4 separate regions of the Homo sapiens genome follow, and regions 2, 3 and 4 are each linked to region 1. Evidence: chromatin loops called from intact Hi-C (ENCODE). Cell type or tissue: endothelial cell of umbilical vein. All regions are shown on one strand. Each heading gives the region's core, and the rest is flanking DNA. Links, peaks and the distances in the headings are about the cores only. Region 1 has its middle 13 kb from the start of PLAC1. Region 2 overlaps PLAC1 (placenta enriched 1). Region 3 has its middle 19 kb from the start of MIR450B. Region 4 has its middle 44 kb from the start of PABIR2.

Region 1 (8,095 bases), core at 1,402-6,401:
TTAGGACAACTGAGGTCCCAAAGGTTACATTTGTCCAAAGAGCCTCAGCTAAGAATTGAAGAGAATAAAGAACGAGTGTTTTCTCAATGAGTTTTCTCTTCCCAAACTCCTGTCCTGTGTTCTTTTTGTGAAAGCAGAGCTTAGGCCGAGTTCTTTCTTCCCTGTTCTGCTGAAAGATTGGGTCTGATCTGTATTGCCAGCTGTAAAGACAGGAAGAGGAAGGAGTGAGAAACCAATGAGAACCCATTTCAAGTTTTCCTTGAATACTCCAAAATAGTTTCTTCCACATCCTGGAAGTACCAAAGCAGTTAGTGTGGTCTATCTTGGGCCACATCTACATGAAACCAACATAGCCCATAGGAAAGTGGAGGACCCAGCCAACCACTGTTTGAGAGGCTGTTGATGTTTGTTTTCTACAGTTCTAAATTACCTACGTCTGTGCACCACAGATGCTTGTGGGTCACAGTGCATGTGATTGAGGTTATGTATGGGTTGAATGCTGTAGGAACCAGGTTTATTTTGTCCTGGGTCCTTTCTCACTTTGGCCTTCTTTTATTGCCTGTGTGAACTTTTCTTATTTGGATCTACTGAAGACATAGAAACATCCCTGCCCTTACCCCAACCCTTCCATTTCATTCCTGAGTGACCTTTTGGCTGGAGGCTCTCTTGGCATTGCAAAGATTAAGAGTGTCTCCACAGGTCTGTTTCAGGATTCCCAAGAGAATTTGAGGCATAAGGCTGAGAAAATGAGTTTTAAGATTCAGTGCTTGGAATATTTTTCCTCAACATGTCATCCTGAATCTAGAATTTCTGAAGAAGATCCATGATATCAGCTAATTTGGGCAACCTTGGTATCTTCCTTTACCATTCAACTTGTGAAGTGTCATAAAAGGGCCATATCCTAAATGGCTCCCAAGTGGGCTGTTGGGCCAAGATTTTGGTGTTCAAGTAGGCCATCTTGTGTTTCACTCCGTAGGGAATTGTGATCATACCCAACAGATGTGTAGCTTCAAAAAAGCAAAGGGTGGTAGGCTTTAGAAATATCCATCTGTTGAACATTTTTCCTTTCATCTGCAGGATAGATAAAGACCGTGTGAACGGTCCTACCCAGCCCCACACAAGATTATAGCCACATTTCTTCTCATGAACAGAAGAGTGAAGGCAAGTGAGGGACATTTGAAAAATGGCTGGCAGTACCTAGGTCAGGTTGTTGGAAGCTTTTTGGGCTCTCATTCTGGGATTAAGTTATGTTGGAAAGCAAGGCCAGCCCCTTTCCTCCCTCAACAGATGGAGATCAAAAGACAGTGTCAGCCTAACCATCCACAAATCTCTCCAGTGTTTGACACTCACTATCAACAAATTCCATCTCTCTGTGAGGGAGGCAGCAATCTGAAACAGCCTTATTAGGCCACAGGGCTTGGGGACTGGGGTGGTCTCTGCATCCTATGGCCACTTTTCATTTGGAATCATTTGGTCTACTAAACCTCTCCATTTATTAAAAAAAAAAAAATTGAGACTATGATGAGACTTTCACATGACAGAGTTTCTAGGCTGAAAAGAAATGGCCACAGAATGATGGGCCATTTTCTTCCTCACATCCTGTCACACAAATACACTCAAATTTCCCTTTTCCCTGTCTCCCCTCTCTCTCCCTTCTGTCTCTTCCTTCCTTCCTCCCTCCCTCCTTCCCTTCCCTTCCCCTTCCCTCCTTCCTTCCTTCTCTCCCTCCTTCCTTCCTTCTTCCCTTCCTCCATTCCTCCCTCCCTCCTTCCCTCCCTCTCTCCTTTCCTCCATTCTTTCCTTTCCTTCTCCTCCCTCCCTCTTTCCTCTTCTTCCTTCTCTCCTCCCCTGTCTTCCTTCTTTCCTTTCTCTTTTTCTTTCATTTTAAAAATACTTTAGCCTGCAGAGGCTCACCCAGTTTAATTTCAGCAAGTTCACAAGCCTGAGATGTTTCTCTCTTTCTCACCTTTTCCCCTGTTAGCACTTACTGGATTCTCCAAAATGGCTATTACAGTTTAAGCAGACACAGAGGGGGAAAATCCATATTTTTGTGACTTACATAAGGAGTTTGAGCCTTGACAAAGTACTCAGTAAGTCTTGAGTTTGCCTCTAATAGTATATAGCTGAAGGAGTCTCTGAAATGACAGGATTTATGGAGGTGCCTAGAAGTACATTCAATAAGGAGGAAAAACACCAGATCCATTCTGAAATCTTCTCACCCACCAGCCGGTTGCCTATTACAGGGCATTGTTAGTGCAGCAACTTATGTATAGTAAATAATCAGCCCCTAACTTGTTCAATAGTATATTGTGGATTTTTTTTCAAATGGAGCCCCCTTTTGGGGTAACATTTATGACTTATGAAAGAATCCTTTGCTCTGTTTCATCAGAATCATCAGTTCTTATTGAGGTTCATATTGATCAAGGGTATTTTTCTTCAGAGAGTGGGGATGTACCTCCAAGCAGCTAATTAGATTAGTAGCACCAACATTACCATCAAAGAGGAAGATAACTGAGTATTGCCTGATTTTAGTACAGCTACCACAGGATGCTCCAGAGACACTACTTAACGTCAAAATAGAAGGGAAGAGAGAGCAAGAGAGAGTATACAAGGAAGTACACAAGAGAACTCAGGCTTCATGGACTTCTGAGCACACAGCTAGCTAGGGTATTGGGACCACCCAGAGATACCCCGTCAGCCCCTGCATTCCCCACAAAGGATGTTATGATAAGCCCTTGGAATTTGTCAGGGGACCCTGCGAGGTTATCTAATGATCCTGGAATCCCCTGTACAGTTCCCACACCAAATAGCTATACTTCCTCTCCTTGGACTATTCCAATAGTAGGGTCGTCACCACCAGAGATGGTTTCACACTCTTGAATGGCTCTGAAAAGGATTTTTTTTCATTTATTCAGGCTCTCAGTTTCATTTATTGAGCTTATACTATATGACAGGCAGTGTACTTTGTACTGGGGATACAGCAGTGGATGAAACAAATGGGTTCCCTGCCCTCCTGGGGTTTCCATTCTAGTGAGGAGATAGATAATAAAGGAACAGAACTTTCTCCACCCAGCTCTATCACTCTGTATGCCTTTGCCCATGGGTTTGTGGTGCCCAAAATGTAACCCAATGACTTGGGAGGGTTTTGCTTGATTTATGAGGTCAGGGCAGAACTCCTTTATTCCGAAGACTAGACTCTTATGAATGCAACTTACAACAATTTTTGCTTTTTGTTTCACTGGTGATATGGTTTGGATTTGTGTCTCTGTCCAAATCTCGTGTCAGATTGGAAGAGGGTCCTAGTTGGAGGTGATTGGATCACGAGGTGGATTTCTCCCTTGCTGTTGTCCTGATACTGAGTGAGTTCTCACGAGGTCTGATGGTTTAAAAGTGTGTGGCACTTTCCCTGTTGCTCTCTCTCTCTCTCTCTCTCTCTCCTGTTCTACCATGGTAAGACGTGCTTGCTTCCTCTTCACCTTCCGCCATGACTGTACGTTTCCTGAGGCCTCCCAGTCATGCTTCCTGTTAAGCCTGTGGAACTATGAGTCAATTAAACCCCTTTTCTTCATAAATTACCCAGTCTTAGGTAGTTGTTTATAGCAGTGTGAAAACGGACTAATACAACTGGTCGCATCATACATTGACTTACAGTGACCTGACTGTCAACAGACACTCCTAAGCCTTCCCCCCTGTTCCCCACTTTTAAACATGTTTTACCATTAGGTCAGTTTTCTCCTGTTTTATATTAGTGCAATTGATTTTTTTGGACCAAATTATAACATTTTACATTTATTTCTGTTAAATATTATTTTGCTAAAAATACTCTGTCATGCCAGTCTATTGATCTAGTTTGTGATTTAGGAGGACAGAAAGTCCTTTGCATTTACTCAGGGGTCTGTTTATAAAACTTATAACACTGGGCTATCACAGAGAGAAACTTGGTCTTAGCCAAAAGTTGAAGGCCTGACACCCAAGATGTCATAGGAGTTTCACCTCATGGGGTTAAAAATTTTTTTAACAAATGAAGAAGCAAGGCAATCACATTATGCTTTGGCTCAGTAAAATAATGCAAGGAACTCCCAAGCATGTTACAGATAACAGCCTTCTCAGAAAGATCCCCAACTGCTCACCATATGGTTGAATTGGGGCTGGGAACTTGAAACCTGCAGGGTCTTTGTTAGGTTAGAATGGGGGAAGGGAGTTTGCAGAGACCAAATCCTCAAGGCAATGGGTCATGATTGGCAAAGGTGCCCGTGACTGCTTGCTCTTGGTATGAGTTGCATGAGCTAAGGCATCTCCTTGTCTTATTTGCATGGCAGGGCTGGAGGCTACACTGTGACTTGGCATTCATGGGACAACAAAATGACCAGTCATTCTGTGTTCCATGGAGGCCAGTCAGAGCAGGTTCCTTGGTGGTGTGCTCAGGGACTGGGATCCAGTGGCTTGTGAACTCAGCCAGCTAGGCAGGCTGGCAAGATGGGCAAGCACCCCAAACCTCACCCACTCCCATTCCCACCCCCACCCAGCTCCACATTCTTGAGGTTTTAGTTCACCAGACCTGAATGAGAGACTGACTGCCTGACTGCTAATTATTCCTGGAAATGGCATGATATGAAGTCTGCAAACATTTTCTGCAAACATTGACCCACAAGAGGCAAGCTGTTGAGTTCTGGAAGCTAGGAGGCAGGAGGTGGGAGGGGGCTTGGGAGGCATTCCTCAGGCATGAGGCAGTTGGGTCCCTTTGCCTGCTGGATTTCTGCTGTAAGGTCAGCAGGAAACAGATGCATGGAGGACAGTCCCCAGGGTGGCATGGGACCACCCAGGGGTGTTGGGCTTTTCAGGTGAACATAGAAGGCTGGGCTGGGAGCTCCCAGGTAGCAAGAGCCAGATTGTTGGTGCCTTTCTGTTGTCAAAAAAAAAAGTTTCAGCTGCCACCCAGCCAAACTTTGCTTGCACACATGTTTTCCAGAGACAGAGACAAAAATGTGTTTCTCAGGGTGGGGGTGGGGTGGGGAGACTGGAGTGACAGTTACATTAGCCGTATGCAGAGCCATCCTCATCACCTCGGCATTTCCTGGAGATGGTTGCAGCCTCCTGTGAACCCCAGCCAAGGTTCTTTCGAGATCCAGGGCAAGCCCCATGGCCAAGAGCAGACTGGCCTGACTCAGAGGGAGAAACAGGAGACTTCGGGGAGAGTAGCCGGGCTGTGTACGGCCCCTCCACCGCCAAGCCCACCACCCGCTTCAGCCTTGTCTTCCGCTACTGCGGACCTCCAGCTCCAGAAACACCAAGCTGCCCCAGCATCCCGCTCACACCAGGCAGTTCTCAGCCACTCTACCACTGCTCATGCCCCTTTCCCCATCCCAAGTGCTCTTTCCCCACTGCTTCCCTCTCCTAACTCCTACCCATTCTGCAAGGCTCCCCTCCGGGATCACCTCATTTGGAAAGCCTTCCTGTATTCCGTCTGTCTGAGTTTGGCCTTCTCCTCTGTGCTCCCCCACCAAGTGTTGTGTTTTCTCCAACCACAGCATTTCTCACTCTAGAGAATAAGAGCTCACACCCATCTCCAGCTTACAATGCGCAAGTCACTGTTCTACCTTCTTTACACATATTAACATCAGTATCTTGATTTTATTGATGAGGGCCCTGGGAAATTCAGAGGTTAAGTAACTTGCCCAACATCACACGGCTAGGGAATGATGAAATCAGGATTTGAACCCAAGCTTTCTGGCTCCAAAATATATCCCACTGGAAAGTGAACTCTTTGAGGGCAGGTGAGTCAAATCATCCCTGAATTCTCAGAGTGGGCACTCCAGAGATGTGGGCGGACTTAATTGAACCACATGAAACTAGGAAGACCATAGGGAAGATCCTGGAAAGATGGGATGGGCCAGAAAAAGAGGTAACCCCTAATAACTCACACACCTCTCCCTCCTGCCCTTGTGGATGGGTATTCAGGCCTAACAGATCCTGCTGTGGGTGATTTCCAGGAACCACAAAGGCCAGAACAATGCCGAAGGCCCCACGTTGGGAGGCAGCCTCTGGGAGGCCATTTTCAAAGGCCAGACCCATTTTCGCTGGGCCTGCCTGCTCTGTTGCCACCCAGTGTAGCCACTACTTCTCATTTGGTTTTGGTTAAAGACCACAATGTACTTGCTCACTGGGGGAGGTGGGTAGGGTGGGAGAGGGCTTGGCTCCTCTTTGTGTGGAGTGTTCACACTTAGCCCATCCTGCCCCAATCTCAGGGAAATTTGGGGAGGCCAGAAGGAAGTCTTTCCCGGTCCTAGAATTTTCTGTCTTCAGCCTTGAAACCTTTGTGTGAAAGCTTCACCTGTGTGGAATTCCTATAGACAAGTGTGAGCTGGCCATTATGGCCGGATTTAGACCCATCACTAGTCCTTCCCAGGGCCCTTAGAGGCCCTTTTGAGGAAAAAAGCAGACATCCCTTAAAAAAATAAAACTAGAACATGATGCCCAGGATCCAGAATACTGAATTATAAGTCTGAGCATCCAACTCTAGACAGAGTGACTCTGGGTGTGGGTGCTGGAGTAAGACTGAATGGACTGACATCTTAGCCCTACCATTTCATAGATGTGTGACTTTAGGTTTAGAGTTGTGCAACCATCATCACTAGTTCCAGAATATTGTCATTACTCCAGAAAGAAACTGTACCCATTAAACAGTCCTTCCCATTCTCTCCCCACTCCATCCTCTGGCAGTTCCTAATCTCTTTCTGTCTGTATGGATTTGCCTATTCTGGATATCTCATATAAATGGAATCGTGTATATGTGATCTTTGTGTCTGGCTTCTTTCACTTAGCATCATGTTTTCAAGGTTCATCCATGTTGTAGTATGCATTAGTCCTTCATTCCTGTTTATGGCTGAATAATATGACTATACCACATTTTGTTTATCCATTTGTCTGTTGATGGGCATTTGGGTTGTTTCCACTTTATGGCTATTGAGAATACTGCTGCTATGAACATTCGTGTACAAGTGTTTATGTGGATCTATGTTCAATTCTCCTGGATGTGTATGTACCTAGGAGTGGAATTGCTGGATCATAGGGTAACTCCACAGTTAACTTTTTTTTTTTTTTTGAGACAAGGTCTTGTTCTGTCACTTAGGCTAGAGTGCAGTGGTGGGGCCTTGGCTCACTGCAGCCTCAAACTCCTAGTCTCCAGAGTCCTTCTGCTTCAGCCTCCTGAGTAGCTGGGACTACAGGCATGCACCACCACACCCAGCTATTTAAAAAAATTTTTTTTTTATAGAGATGGGGGTCTCCCTGCATAGCCCAGGCGGATCTCAAACTCCTGCCTTCAAGTAATCTTACTGCCTTGACCTCTCAAAGTGCTGGGATTACAGGTGTGAGCCACTGTGCCTGGTCCATGTTTAACTTTTTGAGGAACTGCCAAACTGTTTTTCAAAGCAGCTGCATATTACAACCCCATCAGCAATGCATAAGGGTTCTGATTTCTCCACATTCTCACCGTCAGTTGTTATTTTGCATTGTATTTTTTATTACAGCCATCCTAATAGGTGTGAGGTAGTACCTCACTGTAGCTTGGAATTGCATTACCCTAATTATTGATGTCGAGCATATTTTTATGTGCTCCATTGGCCATTCATGTATCTTCTTTGGAAGACAGTCTGTTCAGATCCTTTGATCATTTTTAATTGGGTTATTTGTCTTTTTGCTTTATGGAGTCTTAAGTGTTTTGCATGTAATCTAGATACAAGTCTCTTATGAGATATGTAATTTCCAAAATTTTTCTCTCATTCCATGGGTGGTCTCTTCACTTTTTTGGTTGTGTGCTTTGAAGCAGAAAGCCTTTTAATTTTCATGAAGTCTCCATTTCATCAAAGAAAAAATAGATGTACTTTTTCCATGGTTGCTTGTGCTTTTGGTGTCAAATCTAAGATTTACACGTATGTTTATTTCTAAGAGCTTTATAGTTTGGGCTCTTGCATTTTGACCTTTGATATACTTTTATTTAATTTTTGCACATGGTGTAAGATAAAGGTCCAGTTCCATTCTTTTGCATGTGGATATCCAGTTGTCCCAGCACCATTTGTTTAAAAGACTATCCTTT
Region 2 (8,095 bases), core at 1,928-6,927, 93 kb after region 1:
AATCACTTCTTATCTCCAATATCCAATTAGACAGATCTGGAAGTTCCAAGGATGTGTCCATATAGGGAAATCAGAACAAGAATACTACTAACACCAAGTTTTCAGTCACCCTTCTAGGTTCACAGAATCTTAAGAAGTCAGCAAAACCATAAGCCCTTGTACTTAAAAATAATCAATACTACTTAAAACTTGGTATTTATTTTATTTTATCTTATTTTATTTACAAACACTATGGTGACTTTAAAACTTAGTTTAAAAAAATACTCCCCGAGGTCTGTAATCTCCCACATACAAAATCTCTAAAGGAGAGGCTTAAAAGAGAAGTACTCCTCCCTGAAAATCAGACTATTTTATAAATAATGATAAGGTGGCCCTTTTGAAAGTATTGCTTATTTAGAGGCTGGGGATTTAAACTTAGATCACTAGTGAGGGTGTGTTCCAATTACCATATCCCTAGATAAACATGACCTTCTTTAATCAGCTCTTTGCTCCCTAGTTTCTTAGCAGAACTGCCAATGAGCCAGGGCAGCTGCCATTTTGTGCCAGAGTTTCTTTTTCCATTTTCCAAGGAAGCAAAGAATAAGGAATGCCTCACTTCCCTCCCCATTCCCTGTTTGGAGTCATGCCCTCTGAGAACTTATTCTATTTCAGCTTCTACCTCTATGCAGTCAGAAAAATGATTCCGAACAACCCATAGAATGAGCACCTGCTTCAGTTATTGTCCCAATGTGAAAATGCTAATCCCTGGGTTTAGGCGAGGTTTGCTTTCCACACAAAATGGTCAGGCCCCTCTAATAGGCCAGCACTTCTGGTTTTAATACCCCAGTCTTGATTTCTAACAGGTGGGTGCCACAGTTGTTCAGCTCTTATTATGAGCTGGTTCATAGCTCGAACAATATAGGATTCTTCATAAAGAGTCTGAGAAACTGGGCCGGGCTCGGTGGCTCACGCCTGTAATCCCAGCACTTTGGGAGGCCGAGGCGGGTGGATCACTTGAGGTCAGGAGTTTGAGACCAGCCTGGCCAACATGGTGAAACTCCGTCTTTAGTAAAAATACAAAAATTAGCCAGGCATGGTGGCGGGTGCCTGTAATCCCAGCTACTCGGGGGGCTGAGGCAGGAGAATCACTTGAACCCAGGAGGTGGAGGTTGCAGTGAGCCAAGATCCCACTACTGTACTCCAGCCTGGGTGACAGAGTGAGACTCCAACTCAAAAAAAAAAAAAAAAAAAAGAGTCTGAGAAACCACCAGATGGTATTATTGGGGGGAAATAAACTCAGTTCCTTTCTTCAGCAACCCAAGCTAGTGGTTTTAATCAGGAATGAAGGGCGCTTTCACCCTGCTGCTTTCTTCAAACTCAGTAAGTGCCCCCCACCCTTTTTCCAGTTTTTACAAATTAAAATGTTTGTAAAAACCCAACTTATGCCAGGGAACTAGGGCTGCCTAGCTCTGGTTGTTTCCAACATGGCACTAATGAGACATTGCCCATTGATTCAGTCATTTGACTGTCTGTACTCTTTCCCTCCCTCCCATCCAAGCCCTGACATCCAGGTCTGGAGTGTCACAAACATTCAGGCTTGGCAAGAGAAGCCCATTCTTTTTAAAGATATGATGAAATCAGAAAGACACACAATCCCTGTCCTCAGAGTGGAATCAGGAATATGTGATTCTCCACTTCCATAACAAATGCAAGAGTTGGAGAATGTGTGGTACCCTTTTTCCATTCAGGAAGATTTATTGGGTGAGTCTACAGGCCATTCTTCTTAGTTTGGGGTTGCCGTATCTGGTGGCTTTGTACAGAAGCCATACACATTTCCCTCGTCAAAACAGATTGAGAAGGCCTGAATATACAGTGTGTCTCGAGGTTCATTGTGTTCTGGGTATGCATGCAACCCACGGAATAAATGTGTTACATTGAAATAAGGAATGACTGTGTGCTGACAAGAAGTCCAAAATATAGAGAGTGATAAAATAGAAACAGTGGTCCAGAATTATCTACTCTAAATGCCCTTGAATTTCTGTCTCCCATTTATTGCCTCTATTTTTCTCAATTTCCCCTGCTTGAAAAGCTATTAACTTCCCCACCTCTCCACCACCCTAGACTCTGATACCCATAAACAACCGTTGCCACTCTTTTATGTCCTCTGTTATGAACACCTTCACTGTGTTTACTTTCTTGGCACTGGCATAGACTAGACAGAGAACTATAGAAGCTTCTCGTTCTGGCTTTGCCACTTATGACCTTTGTGTCTTTAATGAATTTCCTAACCTTTCTGATCCTCAATTCTTCTTCCATAAAAGGAAGCTAATAATAATACCACACAGAGTTGCTATGAGGGTTAAGTGAGATACTGCACGTACAGCCCTAAACACAGTAATACAGTGTCTCAATATATATCCATTTCCCTCCTTCCTGTTTTCCTTCCTTTCTTCTTTCTGCGGGAATCTCAGTCGCTACGTTTAAGCAACTGCCTATGATGAAAGGTTTTGTCTAGTGGGTGGACCCAGTTTCTGTCTTTGTTCTCATCACTTAGGTGTAAAAAGAAAGCTTTAAAAAGTAGGATTATTTTTGAGGGCATATAGAAAAGTTGTTGCTCTTTGTATAAGACAAAATATCCAAGTTTCAAAAATCCCAGTGGCCTGCCTACCTTGAACCTCTTTCTGTTCTTCTACTCCCAAGGGTGCTCCAATTGGCGGAAGGTAGCCACGTGGGAAATTAAACGGCCCATCTATATCTATTTATACCCAGCGTAAATGCAGAGCGATCAATTTTAGAACTGGTGGCTTGGCCTGAGAAATAGCTATGTTTGGTGGAAGCAGGGCAGGTTCATAAAGAAGTGCACAGAGCTCTTGGAATACAGGAATTATCTGCTCTTCTTGGATGTGGGTGTCCTCCTAGGGATGAGCATCTGCCCTCACTGTCCTAAGTTCTAGAGGCCTCAGCTTTCCGGGAAAGCACAAACCACCGCTCAGCTGGAGTCTATCTGGGTCTCCCCTCTCCAACTTGTGACACAAGTCTTGTGTGAAAGCCTGAGAACACTCCATTCTTCCTCTTGTTGTTTTCAGGAAAGATTTGTCCCTGTCTCTCACTGCCACATACCATCTTAGAGCTTCTCTCAGCTTCCCCGAGTCATGCATGGGAAATTGCTCCCACAGCCCCTCTATGCTTTGGTTTGCTCAGTTTTAAAGTTGATTCTGTCCCCTCTCCTAAAAACTCAGCCATCAGACACTGAAGCAGAATCACCCAAGTGTTTTAGAGCCATAGTCCGGAAGCCAAGCCACCTCAGGACTTTCCTTTTCTTTCATGGTGATTAAATTTATTGTAATGTCTGGCCATTTTTCTCTGAGTTGTAAGGCAGAGAAGCAAGGTGGGCTGGTGGAAAGGCCTGAGGCCCCGATTGACTTATCTAACCTTGATCTTGGCCAAGGCTCTCTGCCCTTCTGGGACCCCCGTTTCCACAGTTTTAACATGTGATGCCTGTCTTTGGGGCCCTTACAGGAGAGCTGCAAGGATCAAGAGGGATAACAGGAGGGAGTGCATTCTATTGGGGTAGGGCTGGGGAATCTCTAGACAAAAGATATCCAAATTAAAGCAAAAGTGCTGTATTTTGAGATTTGTTGCCATATGTAATCCATACACGTTTAAACAAGCTTTTTAGAACCCCTGGTTTCTGTAATCACTTAAGACATTGCAAAGAAGCATAAATATATATTTTTAAAGTCATCACTACTACTACTTTCTAGGTGAAATAGAAAGTATTTCTACTTTGAACATTTGCCCTATAACTGTGACAGGGCCTCCATAGACTGCAGTTCCAAGGATCAGAGCCCCAACCTTTTAAATTCGGTGCAAGAAATTTGCTTTAATTTGGATATCTTTTGTCTAGAGATTTCCCCAGCCCCACCCCAGTAGATAACTCCCTCCTGTTATCTCTCTTGATCAGCTCTCCTGTAAATTCCCCAAAGACAGGCATCACATGAACCCCCAGTTCAGGCTTTCAGAGACCATGCTGCTTAGAAAGACCATTTCCTCAAAAAAAAAGTAGCCAGGCGATCCCAGCTACTCAGGAGGCTGAGGCAGGAGGATCGCTTGAGCCCAGGAGATGAGGCTGCAGTAAACTGTGATTGCACGACTACACTCCAGCCTGGGCAAAGAGCAAACCCCTATGTCAAAAAAAAAAAAAAAAAAAAAAGAAAGAAAGAAAGACCATTTCCACTGCCCCACCCCCAGGCTTTAGGGCTGGGCAGTAAGCTCCATTCTGAGTTTTTTTTTCTTTTCTTTTTTTTTTTTTTTTTGAGACAGAGTCTTGCTCTGTCACTCAGGCTGGAGTGCAGTGGTGCGATCTCGGCTCACTGCAAGTTCTGCCTCCCGGGTTCACGCCATTCTCCTGCCTCAGCCTCCCAAGTAGCTGGGACTACAGGCGCCCGCCACCACGCCTGGCTAATTTTTTGTATTTTTAGTAGAGACGGGGTTTCACCGTGTTAGCCAGGATGGTCTCCATCTCCTGACCTTGTGATCCGCCCACCTGGGCCTCCCAAAGTGCTGGGATTACAGGCGTGAGCCACTGCGCCCAGCTGGTTTGTTTTCTTAATGACTAATACTTAGAATCATTCTGAGTATTTTCCTCTATATCATGACCTGCCCTCCCTTCTCCCCTGCCACCTTCCCCTTGTAATTGCCACCAATACACAGTCACATCCAGTCACAACAAAAACCTGGCTGAGAGGTCAAGTCCCTGTTAGAAAATGTTATATAATCTTCCGTATCTCAGGATTAGAGGCTTCAGGCATCAATGACATTGTAAGACTTTCAAGAGAAGACCTACATAAATAACCTCTGTATGTGTGCATGATGTATGTATGTGTGTGTGTTCCCATGCATGCATTTGTTCATAATACATGTGCTAATCTATCCCTCCACTACACACACACACACACACACACACACACACACACACGCATGCATGCACACATGAGGCATTCTGTGATAGAACCTTAAACACCATCTTTTTTTTTTCTTTGGTGGAGTCTCTCTCTCTGTTGCCCAGGCTGGAGTGCAGTGGCGCGACCTCAGCTCACTGCAACCTCTGCCCCCCAGTTCAAGCGATTCTCCTGCCTCAGCCTCCAGAGTAGCTGGGACTACAGGCATGCGCCACCACGCCCAGCTAATTTTTGCATTTTTAGTGGAGACGGGGCTTCACCATGTTGGCCAGGCTGGTCTTGAGCTCCTGACCTTAGGTGATACGCCCGCCTTGGCCTCCCAAAGTGCTGAGATTACAGGCGTGAGCCACTGCACCCGGCCAAAGATCATCTACTCTAGCCTCTGACGTAGGACAGGATCTCCCTCTCCAGTGACCCCAACAAGTGGACAGCCAGCCTCTAACTGAATGCCTACAGGGAACAAAGAGATCTTAGTTTCACTCTAGGTTTCTCCATCCATTTTTGGACAACTTTTATAGTTGGGAACGTCTCCCTGATATTACACTGCAATTCTAGTTCAGTTTCTCCTGTAGGCATCAAATATCAGCACCAATACCACTTTTAACTGGCCCCTTTCTTTCTAAGTTTTTGTCTCTATTCCTTGTTGCTTCATCATATTTCTAATTCTAAATGGAATTTAAGATTGTAACAAAACACAGAGTCAGAACATTAATAATTGCAGGCTCCTATCTCAGAAAGGAGGCATGTGTGTCTGTTCCATTTGTTGGGAAGATATAATTGTTAGTTTGCTAGGGCTGCTGTACACAAACTGGGTGGCTTAAAACAACAAAAAATGTATTGTCTTACAGCTCTGGGGGCTGGAAGTTCAAAATCAAGGTGTCAGCAGGGCCATATTGTGTGACGGCTCTAGAGAAGCCTCTTCTAGTTCTGGTATTTGCTGACAATTCTTGACGTTCCTGGGGTTGCAGGCACATCATTGGAGTGATGCACATGGCCGCCTTCTTCCTACATGTCTCACATTGTCTTACCTCTGTGTGTGTCTGTCTCTGTGTCCACATTTTCCCCTTTTGTAAAGACATAAGTCATTGGATTGGAGCCCACCATAATGATTTCATTTTATATTGATTACCTCTGTAAAGAGCATATTTCCAAATAAAGTCACATTCTGAACACTAGGGGTTAAGACTTCAATATATCTTTTTGGGAGGACACAATTTTTTTTTTTTTTTTTTGAGACAGAGTCTCACTCTGTCGCCCAGGCTGGAGTGCAGTGGCACGATCTTGGCTCACTGCAACCTCCGCCTCCTGGGTTCAAGCGATTCTTCTGCCTCAGCCTCTGAGTAGCTGGGACTACAGGCATGTGCCACCATGTCTAGCTAATTTTTGTGTTTTTAGTAGAGACAGGGTTTTACCATATTGGCCAGGCTGGTCTCGAACTCCTGACCTTGTGATCCACCCACCTCAGCTTCCCAAAATGCTGGGATTACAGGCGTGAGCCACCACACCCAGCTGGGAGGACATAATTTTATACATATATATGTATATATAATTATCTAGCTATATAGAATATATAGATATAGAATAGATATAGATATATAATGTATATATAGAATATTAGATACATAGATATAGAATACATAGATAGGTATTCCTAAACATTTGTAGTCCAGTGATGTAAGTTCAAGTCTCAGTCCTGGAGAAAAATTTCAGAAAGAAAGTCCTTCATTCTTTGTTAAGGGAAGATAGATTACCAGTGGGGGGAAACTTCCTTTTTGTTGTTAATAATTATATTAATATCATATATGTATATATTATTAGATATGATAAGACTTTTATATTTATTTTTAACATTATATATGGTGTATTTTAAAATATTATGTATTATAATATGCAAATGATGAACACAAGTTTAACCAATTGCTTTTTTTTAAACAAGTAATTAATTTCAGGAAAAAGGCACCAAACCAACACCCTGTTCTACTTTTTTTTTTTTTTTTTTGAGACGGAGTCTTATTCTGTCGCCCACGCTGGAGTGCAGTGGCGCCATCTCAGCTCACTGCAACCTCTGCCTCCTGGGTTCAAGCAATTCTCCTGCCTCAGCTTCCCAAGTAGCTGGGACTACAGGCACGTGCCACCACGCCTGGCTAATTTTTTGTATTTTTAATAGAGACGGGGTTTCACTGTGTTAGCCAGGATGGTCTCAATCTCCTGACCTCATGATCTACCCGCCTTGGCCTCCTAAAGTGCTGGGATTACAGGCGTGAGCCACTGCGCCCGGCTCAACACCCTGTTCTTGCTCTTTTTTTTTTGTTTGTTTTTTTTTGGAGACAGGGTCTCACTCTGGGCTCAAGCAATCCTCCTGCCAAGTAGCTGGGACAACAGGTGCGCACCACCACATCCAGCTAGTTTTTAAAAAATTGTTATGTTTTTTGATATTGCTAGTATAAGGAGCTATCACACCCAAAGTCAAATCTTCGTTATATAGAAAGTCCAGATCAGAGAAGTGTATAGTGATATTTACCAGTACAATACTCTATCATATGTGGATATGGGGTCAACTGCAAAGCACTTTTGGGAACATTCAGGCTCGGGGACACTCAAACTGACGTGAAGTTAGCCTGGATCTCTCTTTTAGTCCAGAGTTGGCAGAGTGAAAAGCCCAGCCCAGAGGGAGCCAAGGGTCAAGTTGGGGTAGGGGAGAATTCACCCATCTTGCCTCTGATTTCCCAAGAACCTCTAGCATTTTCTGATTTCTGTATCTGTGTATGGAACTGGGAGTGGATGTGTAGGTCTGCTCTCAGGAGGAACAGATATCCAGCCTGTGGTTTAGGTTCCTTTTTCTAGCTAAGGGAATCCTTGGACAACCTCAGGGCTAAGTCCATTTGCCTGGGTAAACTTGGGGACTCTAGCAAGCCCCTTCGAGGCACCCCACCATTCTTCAGTACCTCGTGAACCTGAGGCTTCTGCTTCTGATTATGCTGTCTCTCAATTGCCTGGACTTGGTCTAGATACGGCTTGATAATTTCTTCTTTCCTCCCATGTAAAGGCCAGACTAGGGGAGAGTTCCACTTTGTCTTCTTTCCAGAGGACGACTTATCACAGGGATGGAGGAAAAGGGGTACAAAGAGTGCTGGCTGCACTTGGAGTCACTGACT
Region 3 (8,095 bases), core at 1,635-6,634, 150 kb after region 1:
TGTGGTTTTGGTAGAAACGGGGTTTCACTGTGTTGGTCAGGCTGGTCTTGAACTCCTGACCTCAAATGATCCTCCGTCTCAGCTTCCGAAAGTGCTGGGATTACAGGCATGAGCCACCGCGCCCGGCCTCAAACACATAAAGATTTAAGACACCGTGTCAGTGGTTTGGGGCTGGTATAATAGAATGCCGTAGACATAATGGCTTAAACAACTTATTTTTCACAGTTCTGGATGCTAGAGGGCCAAGATCAGAGCAAAGCATAGTTCGTGGTGAAGGCCCTCTTCATGATTATATCCTTACATTGCCTTCATTGGTATTTGGAAAGAGAGTGAGACAGAGAGGGAAGCGGTGGGCGGAGACAAGAAAAGCAAAACAATGTACAACAGAGGATATGTTATCATAGTACAGTACCTCACTCAGCAGAGAACAATGTTTATTTAGTCATTTTAATGAAAACACCAAATGTAAATTAAGCAAAACTTGCTAAAACTTTGTTGGGAGGATGGAAAGAGGATAAATGTGTGTGTGCCTATATGACAGTTAAATCCTCATCTTCAATATTTGCCAGTCAATTGGTAATATTTAAAATGTAACATCAGGCCAGGTGTGGTGGCTCACACTTGTAATCCCAGCACTTTGGGAGGCCAAGGCAGGCAGATCACCTGAGGTCAGGAGTTTGAGACCAGCCTGGCCAACATGGTGAAACCCTGTCTCTACTAAAAATACAAAGATGAGCCAGGCATGGTGATGCCCACCTGTAATCCCAGCCACTTAGGAGGCTGAGGTAGGAGAATTGCTTGAACCCAGGAGACAGAGGTTCCACTGAGGCAAGATCATGCCACTGTACTCCAGCCTAGGTGACAGAGTGAGACCCTGTCTCAAAAAAAAAAATTAAAAATTAAAAATAAATAAAAAAATAAAATGTAAAATCAGGAAATAGCAACATAAGTACAGCATTTTATTTATTTGTAAATCTAATTTATCATTTAATTTCTCCTTTGATCCATGAGTTGCATGGAAGTATTAGTTGACTTACTACAATGTGGGAATTTTTTTCTATTTTGTTGATTTATGATTTAATTTCACCGTGATCAGAGAGCATACTTTAGATTTCAAAGCCATTATCCTCAGCAAACTAATGCAGGAACAAAAAACCAAACATGGCATGTTTTCACTTATGAGTGGGAGTTGAACAATGAGAACACATTGACCCAGGGAGGGGAACAACACACACTGGGGCCTGTCGGGGGGGCTGGGAAGGGCGCGCATCAGGAAGAACAGCTAATGCGGGGCTTAATACCTAGGTGATGGGAAGATCTGTGCAGCAAATCACCATGGCACATGTTGACCTCTGTAACCAGCCTGCACATCCTGCATATGTACCCTGGAACTTAAAATAAAAGTTGATGAAAAAAATTTTTAAGACTTACCGTATCTCCCTGAATATGCTCTATCTTGGTGACCATTCTATGTGCCCTTGAAAGGAATGTGTCTATTCTGCTGTTGTTAGGTATACTGCTCTGTAATTAGATGCAGTTGGTTGACAGTAAATTTCAGATCTCCATTATATCCTTATAGATTTATTTATTTATTTATTTATTTTGAGATAGAGTCTCACTCTGTCGCCTGGGCTGGAGTGCAGTGGGTTGATCTTGGCTCACTGCAACCTCCACCTCCCGGGTTCAAGCGATTCTCCTGCCTCAGCCTCCTGAGTAGGTGGGATTACAGGCGCCGGCCACTACGCCCAGCTAATTTTTTTGTATTTTTAGTACAGGCAGGGTTTCACCATGTTGGCCAGGCTGGTCTTGAATTCCTGACCTCATGATTCGCCCGCCTTGGTCTCCCAAAGTGCTGGGATTACAGGCGTGAGCCAGCCGATATTTTTTGTCTATTTGTTCTATCAGTTGCTGAGAGACTGGTGTTAAAATATCTGACTACGATTGTGGATATGTCTATTTCTCTATATAATGCTGTCAGTTTTTACTCATGAACTGTTTTGCTCTGTTGTTAGGTGCATACATATTTAGGATTGTCATGTCCCTAGTGAATCGTTTATTTTATATTATCTAATGGCCGTCTTTCTTTGGGTAATTCTCTTTGTCTTGAAGTTACTTTGTCTTATATTAATATAACCATGAAGCTTTCTTACACTTGTTGCACATTTTTTCCATCCTTTTACTTTCTTTTTTTCACGAAGCATAAATTTCTCCACAAAGGGAATTTTAATGATGGCTCTAGCTTATTCCCTCCCCAAAGGCCAACTGTAGGCTGGGCATGGTGGCTCAAATTTGTAATCCTTGCACTTTGGGAGGCCGAGGGCGGATCACTTGAGGCCAGGAGTTTGAGACCATTCTGGGCAACATGGAGAAACCCCATCTCTACAAAAAATACAAAAATTAGCTAGGTGTGGTAGCACATGCCTGTAATCCCAGCTACTCAGGAGGCTGAGGCAGGAGAATCACTTGAACCCAGGAGGTGGAGGTTGCAGTGAACCAAGATTGCACCCCTGCACTCCAGCCTGGGCGACAGAGTGAGACTCTGTATATATATATATATATGTTTTTTAAATGGCAGCTGTAACCAAATGAAGTGAACATAACCTCAAGATTGTATTTTCTTCACAATAAAAAAGATCACGCTAGAACTGGATCACTTTGCCCTTTCTCTTCTTATCTCCTTCCAGTTCAAAATGTTTGCATTCTCTGAGAAAAGCAATTGGGCTCAATGCTCTCATGTCTCGGTATAATCTTAGTACTTTCAGCCTTTTTCCGGAAAATCAACTTAGTCTGCCCACCATAGCCACTCTACTTCCTGTCATAACGCCACTTTCCCCAGGCATAAAGAGAATGCTTGCCCTTCTTGTACTGTGTCACTTTGTGGTATTGGTGATTCCTAAACTTCTTACAGAAAGTCTGGTGACTTTTAGGAATGTTCACCAGGTTTGCGAGAGTGCTATCAGCATAAAAAGCTCATCCTTTTAATCTTTCTGCGTCTTTATATTTAAAATTAGTCTCTTGTAGATGGAAGAAATAGGCCAGTCAATTACTGGCTAATGACCTTTATACTTGTGTAGGCTTGATTACAACCGTGTTGGGCAAGATGGTAAAACAGCAATTTATCTGTATCTCTGCCCTGCCCATTTCCTTTCTAATTAAAACATTGCTGAATAGCACTTCACTGCCTGCTCTCCTTGTTACAGAAGTAGAAATTTCGGCCAAGCCTGGTGGCTCATGAGTGTAGTCCCAGCTGCAAGGGAGACTGAGGCTAGGGGATCACTTGAGCCCAGGAGTTGGAGGCTACAGTGAATTGTGATTGTGCCACTGCACTCCAGCCTGGGTGACAGAGTGAGACCCTGTCTCTAAAAATGAAAATAAAAAAATAAAAACCAGCTGGGTGTGGTAGTTCATGCCTGTAATTTCAGCTCTTTGGGAGGCCAAGGCAGGAGGATCACTTGAGCCTAGGAGTTGAAGACCAGCCTGGGCAGTATAGCAAAACCCCGTCTCTACAAAAGAATACAAAAAGAAAAAAAGTAGCCAGGCACGATGGTGCCTGCCTGTGGTCCCAGCCACTCAGGAGGCTGAGATGGGAGGATTGCTTGAGTCTGGGAGGTCAAGGCTGCAGTGAGCTGTGATTGTCCCACTGCACTCCAGCCTAGGCAACAGTGAGAAAAAAAATCTACCACAACACCCAACCTCCAAAGTAGGCTCTTAGGAAATACCTTTAGTTCAACCTGTGTTCTTCCACATCTCATTGCCCCTGCCTCTACCACCTGCACCTACCTCCCCCAAGAAACACTATCCTGGCTTTTGTGTTTATTATTCCTTTGCTTACAAAACATAGTTTGTCACATATTATAAACCTATGTTCTGGCCACCTATTGCTGCCTTAAAAACTACCTCAAAACCAGCCTGGCGCAGTGGCTCATGCCTATAATCCCAGCACTTTGGGAGGCTGAGGCGGGTGGATCATGAGGTCAGGAGTTCGAGACCAGCCTGGCCAACATGGTGAAACCCTGTCTGTACTAAAAATACAAAAATTAGCTGGGCGTGGTGGCGCACACCTGTAATCCCAGCTACTCAGGAGGCTGAGGTAGGAGAATTGCTTGAACCTAGGAGGTGGAGGTTGCAGTGAGCCCAGATCACGCCACTGCACTCCAGCATGGGTGACAAGATCGAGACTCTGAAAAACAAAACAAAACAAAACAAAAAATCTACCTCAAAACCTAGTAGCTTAGAGCATCCACCATTGAATTGTATCTCCTGATGTTATGGGTTAGGAATTCAGGCAGGGTTCAGCTGGGTGACTGTTCTTTTCACACAGCGGATGGGCCAGTCTGGGAAGTGCTAGTGAAGTCCTCTCATCCCAAGTCTGGAGGCTTGGTGGGGTTGAGTTGAAGACTGAGTCAGCTGGGACTGTTTACTGGAGAATGGACTCCAGAATGACTGACTTGGGGTAAGCCGACTTCTCATATGGTAGCCCAGGACATCCAGAGATATTCCAAGAGAGCCAAACAGAAGCTAGAAGGCTTCTTATGACTTAGCCTCAGAAGCCCTGGAACTTCACTTCTGCTGCCATCTATTGGTCAAGCCAGTCTCTAAGGCCAGGCCAAATTCAAAGGGAGGGGAATTAGCTTTAGGTAAGGGGAGAATTAGAAAAGCATTTGTGGCAGAGGCTAGTCACAGTGGTGGGCACCTGTAGTTACAGCTACTCAGAAGGCTGAGGCAGGATCACTTGAGCCCAGTAGTTCAAGGCCAGTCTGGGCAACATAGCGAGACCCTGTCTCTAAAACTAAATACATAAATAAATTAATTAATAAAAATGCATAAATTTTAAAATAAATGGTATGGGAGAATTGGGTTAAAAAAAGAATTTGTGGCCGTCTTTAATCTCTCACAGCCCCTACACAAGATTTATTTTTTAGTATTTTTAAAGCCAGATGGTGACAGGGGCCCTGTACATGCTGAACGATCCACAGCAAATGTCACCTTCTTATTTAGGCTTATCCTGATACCGTATTTTTTCTTTCTTTCTTTCTTTCTTTCTTTCTTTCTTTCTTTCTTTCTTTCTTTCTTTTTCTTTTTCTTTCTTTCTTTCTTTCTTTTCTTTTTCTTTCTTTCTTTCTTTTCTTTCTTTCCTTCTTTCCTTTCTTTCTTTTTTCTAAAAAAAAATTTTATTATGGAAAGATTGAAACACATAAAAATATAGTATCATGAACTCCCACATGTACCCATCACCCAGCTTCAACAATTATCAGCCCATGAACCATCTTGTCACAGCCATATCTGCACCCACATCCCCCAACTCCCATATTATTTTGAAACAAATCCCCAACATCAAGTCATTTTTATCTGCAAATTTAGTATATGTTTCTAAAAGATAAGGACTCTCTAAAAAAAACCATAGCCTTAGTATTATTCCGCATTTTCAAAAATAATTCCTTAATATCAATGGATATTCAAGTCAGTGTTCAAATCTCCAATTGTCTCATAAGTGTCATAAATGGGTGTGTATTTTAAAGTTTGTTTGAATTGGGATCCAAATGAGGTCCAAACATAGCTACTGGTTCATCTTTAAGTCTCTTTTAGTCTAGGTTCCTCCATCATGTCTTTATTCCCTGCAATTTATTTGTTGAAGATACCAGGTAGTTTGTCCTGTAGAGTTTCCCATAGTCTGGAGTTGGCTAATTGCATCCCTGTGATGTCATTTAACACGTTACTCAGTCTCCTGTATTTTCTGTAAATTTTTAGTTGACTCTAGAGGCTTGAATAGATTCAGGTTGATTTTTTCTTTTTGTCAAGAATACTTCAGAATACTATGCAGCCATAAAAAAGAAGAAGAAGATCATGTCCTTTGCAGGGACATGGATGGAGCTGGAAGCTGTTATCCTCAGCAAACAAATGCAGGAACAGAAAACCAAACACTGCATGTTCTCACTTATAGGTGGGAGCTGAACAATGAGAACACATGGACACAGGGAGGGGAACAACACACACTGGGGCCTGTCGGGGGCGGGGCGGGTGGTGGGAGAGCATCAGAAAAAAATAGCTAATGGATGCTGGGCTTAATACCTAGGTGATGGGTTGATCTGTGCAGCAAACCACCATGGCACGTTTACTTATGTAACAAACTGCACGTCCTAAACATGTACCCCAGAACTTAAAATAAAAGCTGAGGAGAAAAATAAAAAGAATACTTCATAGGTGGTATACTGGGTTAAATAGTGTTACCCAAATTTCATGTCTACCTGGAATCTGTGAATGTGACCTTATTTGGAAATAGGGCCTTTGTAGATGTAATCAAGTTAAGATGAGGTCATACTGGATTAGGGGAAGCCTAATCCAATATGACTGGTGTCCATAAGAGGGAAATTTGGACACAGACACCCATAGAGGGAAGATGGCCACATGAATATGGAGGTAGAGGTTGTAATTATGCAGTCATAAGCCAAAGAATATCAAAGCTTGCCAGAAACCACCAGAATCTAGGAGGAAGCAAGGAAGGATCCTCCCCTAAAGCCTTTGGAGGGAGCACAGCTCTATTGACACCTTGATTTCAGAGTTTTAGCCTCCAGAACTTTGAGAGAATAAACGTGAGTGTTTTGTTGTTGTTGTTGTTTGTTTGTTTTTGAGATGGAGTCTCGCTCTGTTGCCAAGGCTGGAGTGCAATGGCGAGATCTCACCTCACTGCAACCTCAGCCTCCCAGGTTCAAGCGATTCTCCTGCCTCAGCCTCCTGAGTAGCTGGGATTACAGGTGCCCGCCACCATGTCTGGCTAATTTTTGTATTTTTAGTAGACACGGGGTTTCACCTTGTTGGCCAGGCTGGTCTCAAACTCCTAACCTCAAGTGATCTGCCCGCCTCGGCCTCCCAAAGTGCTGGGATTATAGGCATGAGCCACTGTGCCCGGCCATGTGTTGTTTTAAGACACTCATTTTATGGTACTTTGTTATGGAAGCCCTAGGAGATGAATCCAGGTGGTGGGCTGTTTCTCCAAAAGAGACATATAAGAGACCAGCCCCCCAAATATAAAAAAATTGTAAAACACATAAGATCTAGTTGTATCTCTTTTTGTGGTGCTGGCAGCCACTGGTGATTAATTCTATTCTTCTTATTAGCCAGAATACTTCCATAAAAAGAAATATCCCCTCATGTATTATTTGAGTAGTCAGTGGTAGTCTGTGTCGAAAACAGTATAAATGCTTGTTTATTAAAAAGTTTCCTTATAATTATCTGTCTTTTAAAAATCACTAAAGAACTGGCTTGCTAGCATCTTCCAACAGTAACTAATTAACCGAGTTTTGTTTTGTTCTGTTTTATCTTTTTGGTGCAACAAAATGTTCCAGGCTCTTCCTGTACACTTCTTGACCCAGACCTTGAATTAGCCATCTCTCCAAGGAGACCTGTTCATTTCTGTGGGAAATCCGTGTTTCAGTGTTCCAATCTGAACCTTGCCTACAACCTTGCCTTTCAAATTACAAACTGGCCCATCCTTCTGCCTCTCAGTCTCCTTTATCCTCCTCTATTTTTCCATAGTAATGTTCTCCTCCTAACATACTATATATCACTTATTCATTATTATTTGTTGTATATTAAGTGCCACAAAATTAGAGACATTTTTCCTTTGTTGTTGTTGTTGTTGTTGTTGTTCACTTATGTATCCCCGGTAGCCAGAAGAGTGCCTGGCCCATACGTAGTATTCAATAGATATTTGCTGAATGACTGAATGAATTGCACAGGCTTAGAGGCTGGACTGGACCATACATTTTATCTCATGTATGCCAAAGATGCTGACCACAGTAGAGGAAGGAGGTCTTTTGTGAGGACAGACTTTCAAATGACAATTCAATCTCTTTAATGATTATTGCATTTTTTTCAGATTTTCCATTTTTTCCTTAGTTTGATTCTAGTAATTTACTCTATTTAGGTTCTCAAATGTATTTCTATAAAGTCTTCACAATATTCTCTTATTATAGAACATTTCAAAAATATTATAGAACATTTCAAAAGTATAAAAATACATAAAAGAGTGCAGTTTTGTTTTTTTTTTTGAGACAGGGTCTCACTCTGTCATCCAGGATGGAGTGCAGTCACACGA
Region 4 (8,095 bases), core at 1,732-6,731, 82 kb before region 1:
ATCTTTCATGAAATATTCATTTTGAAGACTCTAGGCCAGTTATCTTGTATCATGGCCTAAAATTTGGATTTGTCACATTGTTCCCTCATGAATATATTCAGGTTAAACACTTTTGGCAAAGATACCACATAGGTGGTTTCCATTGCCTCACGTCAGGAGGTGTATACAATGTCAATTTGTCCTATTGCCAAGTTGGATCACTTGACCAAAGTAGTGTAATCCAGATTTCTCCATGTAAAGGCACATTCTCCTCCTTTGTAATTAATATTCAATTAATATCTTTAAAGTATGACCATGTAAATATTCTGTTCCCCAATAATTTTCATCTGATAGTTTTAGCATTCATTATAATCCCTATCTGAATCAGTTTTTAACACAGTGGCTGCAAAGGTACGTTTTCCCAATTCTGTTGTTCCTTCCACATTTATTAGCTATCCATTCGTCTGTAAAGGAAGCTGACCCCTTTTGTTTTTCATGTCACTTCAAATTCTTTTTTAAAATTAATCTGTATAACCTGTTACCATTATTGGACTCGTGCCTGAATAGACAGATCAACAAAACAAAGCAGAAAGTCCAGAAATAGACCCAAGTATATATGAAAATGTAATCTTTTTTTTTTTTTTGAGACGGAGTCTTGCTCTTTCCCCCAGGCTGGAGTGCAGTGGCGTAATCTCGGCTCAATGCAACCTCCGCCTCCCGGGTTCACGCCATTCTCCTGCCTCAGCCTCCTGAGTAGCTGGGACTACAGGCACCCGCCACCACGCCTGGCCAATTTTTTGTATTTTTAGTAGAGACGGGGTTTCACTGTGTTAGCCAGGATGGTCTCGATACCCTGACCTCGTGATCCGCCTGTCTCGGCCTCCCAAAGTGCTGGGATTACAGGCGTGAGCCACCGCGCCCGGCCGAAAATGTAATATTTAATAAACAGTTTATTACTGGGGCAAAGATGGACTTTTTAAATAAATTCTATTGGCACAACTGGATAGCCATTTGGACAAAAAGGTAATTTGGTCCCATACTTCACATTGTACCCTAGAATAAGCTCCAAATGGAGCTTATTATATAAAATATTTAAAAAATAAAAAATAAAACCATATAGGTACCAGGTGGTCCAAATATTAAAAAAAAAAACATATAGGCACTAGAAGAAAACGTCGATTAATTTCTTTATAATCTGGGTGTGGGGAAAGCCTTTTAAAATATGACTCCAAATCCAAATGCCATAAAATGATGAGTATTTTCAAGTACATAAAAATCAAAGTAAAAACCTTTTTTTGCATGGCAAAAATCAGATAGGCAAAGTCAAAAGAAAGATGATGAAGGCCGGGCGTGGTGGCTCATGCCTGTAATCCCAACACTTTGGGAGGCCAAGGCGGGCGGATCTCGAGGACAGGAGATAGAGACCATCCTGGCTAACACGGTGAAACCCCGTCTCTACTAAAAATACAAAAAATTAGCCGGGCGTGGTGGTGGGCACCTGTAGTCCCAGCTACTTGGGAGGCTGAGATAGAAGAATCACTTGAACCCGGGAGCCAGAGGTTGCAGTGAGCCAAGAGCACTCCAGCCTGGTGACAGAGCAAGAATCCATCTCAAAAAAAAAAAAAAAAAAAAAAAAGAAAGAAAAGGAAAAAGAAAAGAAAGATGATGAAACTGAGAAAATACTTATAATGTATACATAAATAAAGGTCCAATATCCCAAACATATAAAGAACTTTTTAAATCTAAAGAAAAAAGGCTAAAAAGTCTCAGGAGGAAAATGGGCAAAAACATGAATACACAGTTCACAGAAGAAAGTATACAAATGATCCTTAAATATATGAAAAGATACTCAACTTCACACATAGTAAGAGATGCAAATATATTTAAAATACACAGTCAACTTGACCATCTGGATCATTTGGAGAGGAGGAGCAATGCCAGGTTAGGTTAAGTTCTCCCATTTAGGCACTCCTTGATATCCCTGGGCTTCACCTTTTATGGCACTTATCTGACTTGTAATTACAGTGATTGTTTAATGTCTGTCTTCCATACTAGTTACCAAATGTATAAGAATAGTGACCAAGACTATCTTATTCACACTGGTATCCCCAGCTCCACGCACAAAGTAAATGCTCAATTAACATTTGTCAAATCAATGAACAAACAAACTACAGAGTACTTATACTCACCAATAAGAGCTACCACTTAATAGTTGGATGAATGAATGAGTAACGTGGAGGCAAGGAATTGAATCTAAATCTATGTTTTCTGTAGTTCTCTCTCCCCGCTTCTCTTTCAGTTCTTGCCCACTTTCCATGGCAAACTCTCTCTCCTATTTTTTCTCCCTAATTTCCATCTAATTTCCACATGCTAGCTAAAGTAAAACCTTCAGCATGGCCTATGCTCATAAAATGTGTGCCTAGATCAAAAATAAGAAAAGTTGCAAATTTACATGATAAATTGGATGTTAGCATCTGAAGTGCTTTAAAATGGCCTGCTTTCTTATGTTTCTATAATTATTTTCTTATGCACCAAAATAAGAAAACTGAAAAATAATTTATTGTTAAAGTCATTCCAACATTTATCTTATTGCTAAAACTGCTTCCTACCGTTTCATTGCAAACCTACAGTATTTTAGCTTTACTTTTGTGAATCAAATTGGAACTCTAACCAGCGTAATCTTGTCTCTTCAAGAAAATGCATTGTAGGCACCAAAAAAAAAAAAAAAAAAAAAGAACAATAAATGTTCGAAATGTAGCACATTTGTAAATTGGAAGACAGCTTGTTTATGAGTGCCTGTTGATTAAATTTGTTAATGAGCCCTTAAGAAATTGCCCCTTTTTCTCCTACCACTAGAAATCCTTGATGGATTTTTCTATTACATCTAATTTTCAACACATAGAATAAAGCCTTCCATCTATGTTGACTTTTACCTCAGAAGTTGAGCGAGTTACTTGATTTTTACAAGCCCAGAAAAATAGGCTTCCCCCTAGACAGTCATTGTAAAAGGAGTCTCTTGGTAGCAGATTCCATTTTTTTCTAATACTATAATTATAGATCGATCCAATAAATGTTACTTTAAAATTTTGCTCAGTGGAAAGGCACTATAGAAAAATCTCATGTATTAGCCTAAAGCAGCTTGAATCTACTCCCTATCTTGTGAATGTTTAGGAGTTTTGATAGCCTATATAAATAAGTGTGCTGCATAGCAGCAGTTATTACAATAAAACAATATTCTGCTGGATTTTGTTGAAGCTTTGATTAATGTGAATATAAATTGATAGGGACAACAGAAAGTTTGAGGTTAAAATTTAGGTAGCAACCTTGCCATAACGTATTGTAAAAGTACCATATGCTCATTGGATAATATATGAAAAGTAATGAAAAATAGAAAAAAGTTTAAAGTGAAAATAAAAATCACCATAATTACGCCAGGCAGAGACAGCTGTGTGTTTGTGGGGTTTTCTATGTGATGGAACTCAGATGCTATATGCAATATTTTAGTCTATGGAAGCACTTAAACATTGATAGTATTTTTTAAAGAAATATTTTGTGTCATCCGGGGTATTTAAGTTTTATGGTTTAGCACACTACTCTGGAGAATGGTTTGAGACTCCCGAGTCGAGAAATCAATTCACAGAAGTCCTGTTTCAATTACCTGCAGATGTCAGTGTGGATCTGAGTGTGATTCAACACTTTGTTCCAGGATGTGGTGGGACAGTTGAAGTCCAGTTGTGAACCAGTTGCTTATTAAACAAATAACAGTTTAGTTTGGATGAGAAATGTGAGCTGTAAGGACCTCAAGTCTCCGAAATTTCTTTTTATAAAATCTAAATAAGCATGGATATATTCTCCAGTTACATCCAGTTCACAGAAGATTATACCATCTCGTTCCCGCCCCTGATTGTTTAAACAGCCTAAGATTAGTTATAGTGCTGGAGAAGTAGAGTTGATGTCGTTGGGCTTATTAAATTTGACTCCAGCCCAGATGGCAGGTCTGAGCGATACATTAGGAGCTGTGTTGGTTTACTTTTTGCTGTTATCGTATATTTAAACTCAAAGTTTAAAACTGATGATTCCAGCTCTAAAAGGGCATCATCTTTGCCATTGCTTCTGATGCTTATCTGCTTTTCTACATGATCCCGCTCTTTCATGCAACTTCGTGACATGAAAAGTCAATGTCGATTAGGCTAGGAAAATGTCAGGGAGACTTGCAGTGGCTCATTTTACCAAAACACAATTGTTTCTCGGGCCACGACACAAATCTGCCATCTGTTTCATAAGCTTGCAGGCTTCCTCTGAAGTATAATTTGCTATATATATTGGTACAGAAATTGTTGGTAGCTTATGTTTACCTAGCAACATAATCTGTTTGGTAGAAGGCTGTGGGAAAGGAGGCTTTGTGGAGGAGGATTTTCTTTTTCTTTCTTTTTTTAAAGAGAGCAGTTTCTTCATCTACAAATTATCTTTAAGTGCAAGAAAGGCGGATGTGCTGGCCCAAACAATCTGCCTTTTATACCATTTTAACCTAAATTGCCTAGTAAATGCTCACTTTGGGAGTTATTTTTGCTATGTCAATTATCTCATATATACATGAATGCCCTCTTTTCAATTTATTTTTCTTTTCATACAAATCACTGTGAAATAACTGCCTTGACCTTCTAGCTGTAAAAGATCACCGAGCTTTGGGACTGCCTGCATCTGTCCAGTGTGTATTTCTCCTGTTTCCCAGTGCTCTTAGTGTGACTTGTGGGTTTTGAATGTTGAATTTACATTTCAAGGATGTTTGTCAGGGCCTGGTAGTCTTTAAGTTAAATGTAACAAAATCAAGCAGCCTGCACTGTGTTGTCTGCATTACATTAATTTTCATTTAATTGAATGAGCTGTATATTTCTACCTACCCACTTTCTTAGCTTTCTTATCAGCAGAGCAATGTGTCTGTTGAAAGAAAAAAAAAGCCAAGGGGAGAAAAAAAAGTTTTGACTTTCCTTCATGTTAGTTATAGACATCATATGCTGGTAAAGGTTAGAGTGTACTTTCTACATTCATTTTGAGAAGGGGAAGAAAGTGTTGTCCTGTCAACTTCCTTCATGTAACACCAAGGTATAATTTGCTGCAGGCTTATTGCATGATATTGCCCTTCTGAAAGTGACGGGTTTTTCATTTTAATCTATAGCTATTATGTAGTTCTCAATGAAGAGGCAATGTGGAGGTTACTAACCCACTTCCCTCTCTAAAAAAAAACAAACAAAGAAGAAATGAAAAGAAAAACGAACTTCTATATCATCCTGAGACTTTGAAACTAGTCCTGAGAAAAGACTGTAGCAGAATTGTTATATGGACAAAGTTCCTTTAGCCAGAGCCATCCCATGTCTTTCATCTTGCAGCCTTTGTTTCTGCCCCCTTGAGTCCCTAACTCTTCACAAGCCCAGAAATCTCCTCACAATGTAGCCTCACAGGAAAGCACTGATAACTTCTACAGAGTTGGCCCTGACAGTTTTGCAAGGGACATAGGAATTAACTGGGTTGGAAAGCAGGTTTCCTTGCATCACTGGGAGCAGCCATTAATAATACAAACATTTATTCTTGGTGTTCTCCAGTAATGCTAGTCATGGAAGTGAGAAATTGACAGCTTGAGTTGTGAAACTGAGACCCATTTTTATACAGAGCAGATAGTTAAAGGCAAGTGAGAGAAGATGAGCTAATGAGAGAAGGGTTGACAAAAGAAGAGCAGAGGACCGGGCTTTTGCAACAGAAGGGAGATGTAGGATGAAAGATCCTGGAGGAGTGAATGATCAAGGAGGGAAGCTTATTGTCTTATTTAACCAACACTTCTTCAGCATTGGTAGTGTGCCAGAGACAAGAGATGGGAGGAACAGGATAGAGAGGAGACATTTTTAGGAGGGTGATGAATGAAAACAAAATGGTAGAAGATGCCCCAAAAGTCTTTAGTGGCTTTATTTCTGTCGAGAAGGTCGGAAGTCAGATTGCAGAGGAGCAAGAAAGGAATGCAGCATTCATTCTAAAAGTTTGGCAGCATTCTAGAGACTGGTAGCTGGAAGGGTAGGAGGGTCACTTGTAGAGCAGTTGTTGATGTTGTTGTTGTTGTTGATGGTGATGCAGTTGTCTGCATGAGATTGAAGAGCCAATGGGATAGGAAATAAATCAGAGGTCCCTGGTGAGCAGTGCTGTCCACTAGAACTTTCCACGATGATGGGAATTACATACATTTGCACCGTCCCATTCAGGAGCCGCCAGCACCACGTGGCTGTTGAGTACTTGAAATGTGGCTAGCACAATCAAGAAACTTCATTTTTAGCTTTATTTCATTATAATTCATTTACATTTTTCTTTTCCTTTTTTTTTTTTTTTGACAGAGCCTTGCTGTGTTGCCCAGGCTGCAGTGCGGTGGCATGATCTTGGCTCACTGTAACCTCTGCCTCCTGGGTTCAAGCGATTCTCCTGCCTCAACCTCCTGAGTAGCTGGGACTACAGGTGGCGCCCCCACACCAGGCTATATATATATATAAATATATATATATATATTTATAAATATATATATATAAAAATATATATATATAAATATATATATAAATATATATATATATATTTATAAATATATATATATAAAAATATATATATATAAATATATATATAAATATATATATATATATATATATTTTTTTTTTTGTATTTTTATTAGAGACAGGGTTTCACCATGTTAACCAGGCTGGTCTTGAACTGCTGACCTCAGGTGATCCACCTGCCTCGGCCTCCCAAAGTGCTGGGATTACAGGCTTGAGCCACTGCGTCCGGTCATAATTCATTTACATTTAAATAGCTACACGTGGCAAGAGGTTACTATCTAGGACAGCAGAGGTCTATAAGGAGAAAATAAATGTGGGAGTAAGAAAATGGGAAGAGATGAATTCTAGAGCAGAGTAGGAGGCAGTAACTTAGTATTTAGGAAAAATCTTCATCTGATGAGAGATGCTCTCACATCTCCAATAGCTAGGGGAGTTCAGACCCATAGCGTAAATGTTTTCAGCAACCGAATTGTCAAGCTCATCTACTAAAAATGGGAGAGTTGAGAGGAAGAAGATTTGGGGACCCGAGGAGAAAGATTGGGATATTCACAGCATACGGTATATCAGGAACAACTGGGCAGTGATGGGAACCAAACTGTGGTTGACAGCATGAGTTTGTGGTGGGCCAAGTCTAAGAGGCTCAACATGGGCCAAATTTGTACTGAGCCAAATGCGTGCAATTCCATATAAGGTTCTTTCTGGAATAAGAAACAAACTAAAAGGATCTGGAAAAAGGATATTATGCAATTTAGGCTTAGAAAGTTATGTTTGAGTATATCCCAGCAGCTCTGTTACTCTCTCTTAAACATCTTCTGATAAATTCCATTGGTTTTTTTTTCTGATGAATTTAAGCCTTGATAGTATAAAATGTATTTAGAGGAATCTCACTAGGCAGGTTAGGGCCCTTCTGCCTGGGTGGTGTTTGGTTAGGGTTATCTGCAAGATTCCATTGCTTGTTCTCCAAGCAAAAGAGCTTTCGGGTAGCTCACCCACGCCTCTCTGGTGATAGGAGTGGAGATGGTGGGGGCTTCCTTATAGCTAGAAAAATTATAGCACTGTGTAAGCCCATTGCTATTTAACTAACACTCTTTCCAGATGTTCTTGGAATGGAGGCCAGGGGCAAGATATGCTTATTGCAATACAGCTTCTATTTGTGGGAAAGGAGAAAAATTAAAGGAATGAGCAGATAGAAATGGAAACTGATCAGCTAGTATTTTTCTATATGTTAATAACACGAAAAGAATTAATTATGAACTGAACAGAGTTTTCTTTAAAATCCAGGTATTAGGCAGCAATTTAAAATCTTGATTTTTTGATAGAAATATCTCAACAAGCTCAAATTTTTGACTTCAGAAACAAGTGCACTCTTTGGCTACCTCGTCAGTCCTGTGGATATTTCTGTGTAGGCATTTGGTTCTTGTTTTCTTCTGTCACCCAGGTTGGAGTACGGTGGCCTGAACATGTCTCACTGCAGCCTCAACCTCCCAGGTTCAAGGGATCCTCCCACTTTAGCCTCCCGAGTAGCTGGG

Evidence for each region. Peaks named below come from ENCODE experiments on the same cell type or tissue, not always from the same donor. Only the 100,000 strongest peaks of a DNase experiment are listed, where the experiment ranks them.
Region 2: it touches region 1 in a loop (4-fold over the local background); 2 of 110 quality-filtered maps call a loop at or near these places.
Region 3: it touches region 1 in a loop (9-fold over the local background); 3 of 110 quality-filtered maps call a loop at or near these places.
Region 4: it touches region 1 in a loop (2.6-fold over the local background); 2 of 110 quality-filtered maps call a loop at or near these places.

Annotation. Positions count from the first base shown.
Region 1 is chrX:134,666,933-134,675,027 of GRCh38, reverse strand. It overlaps a transcript of PLAC1 not described here. Among named protein-coding and RNA genes, the nearest start is that of PLAC1, 13 kb to the right of the region's middle. In endothelial cell of umbilical vein, for the core only: no CTCF peak of the experiment used is centred there; a DNase peak (open chromatin) is centred at 3,487; H3K27ac peaks cover 3,013 bases.
Region 2 is chrX:134,574,613-134,582,707 of GRCh38, reverse strand. All of the region lies in intron 2 of PLAC1 (placenta enriched 1), which reads left to right. Among named protein-coding and RNA genes, the nearest start is that of LINC00629, 29 kb to the right of the region's middle. In endothelial cell of umbilical vein, for the core only: no CTCF peak of the experiment used is centred there; a DNase peak (open chromatin) is centred at 4,657.
Region 3 is chrX:134,517,545-134,525,639 of GRCh38, reverse strand. It overlaps the pseudogene RPL36AP54. Among named protein-coding and RNA genes, the nearest start is that of MIR450B, 19 kb to the left of the region's middle. In endothelial cell of umbilical vein, for the core only: a CTCF peak has its summit at 4,585 (motif pointing left); a DNase peak (open chromatin) is centred at 4,559.
Region 4 is chrX:134,749,377-134,757,471 of GRCh38, reverse strand. It overlaps a transcript of PLAC1 not described here. Among named protein-coding and RNA genes, the nearest start is that of PABIR2, 44 kb to the left of the region's middle. In endothelial cell of umbilical vein, for the core only: a CTCF peak has its summit at 3,689 (motif pointing right); a DNase peak (open chromatin) is centred at 3,681.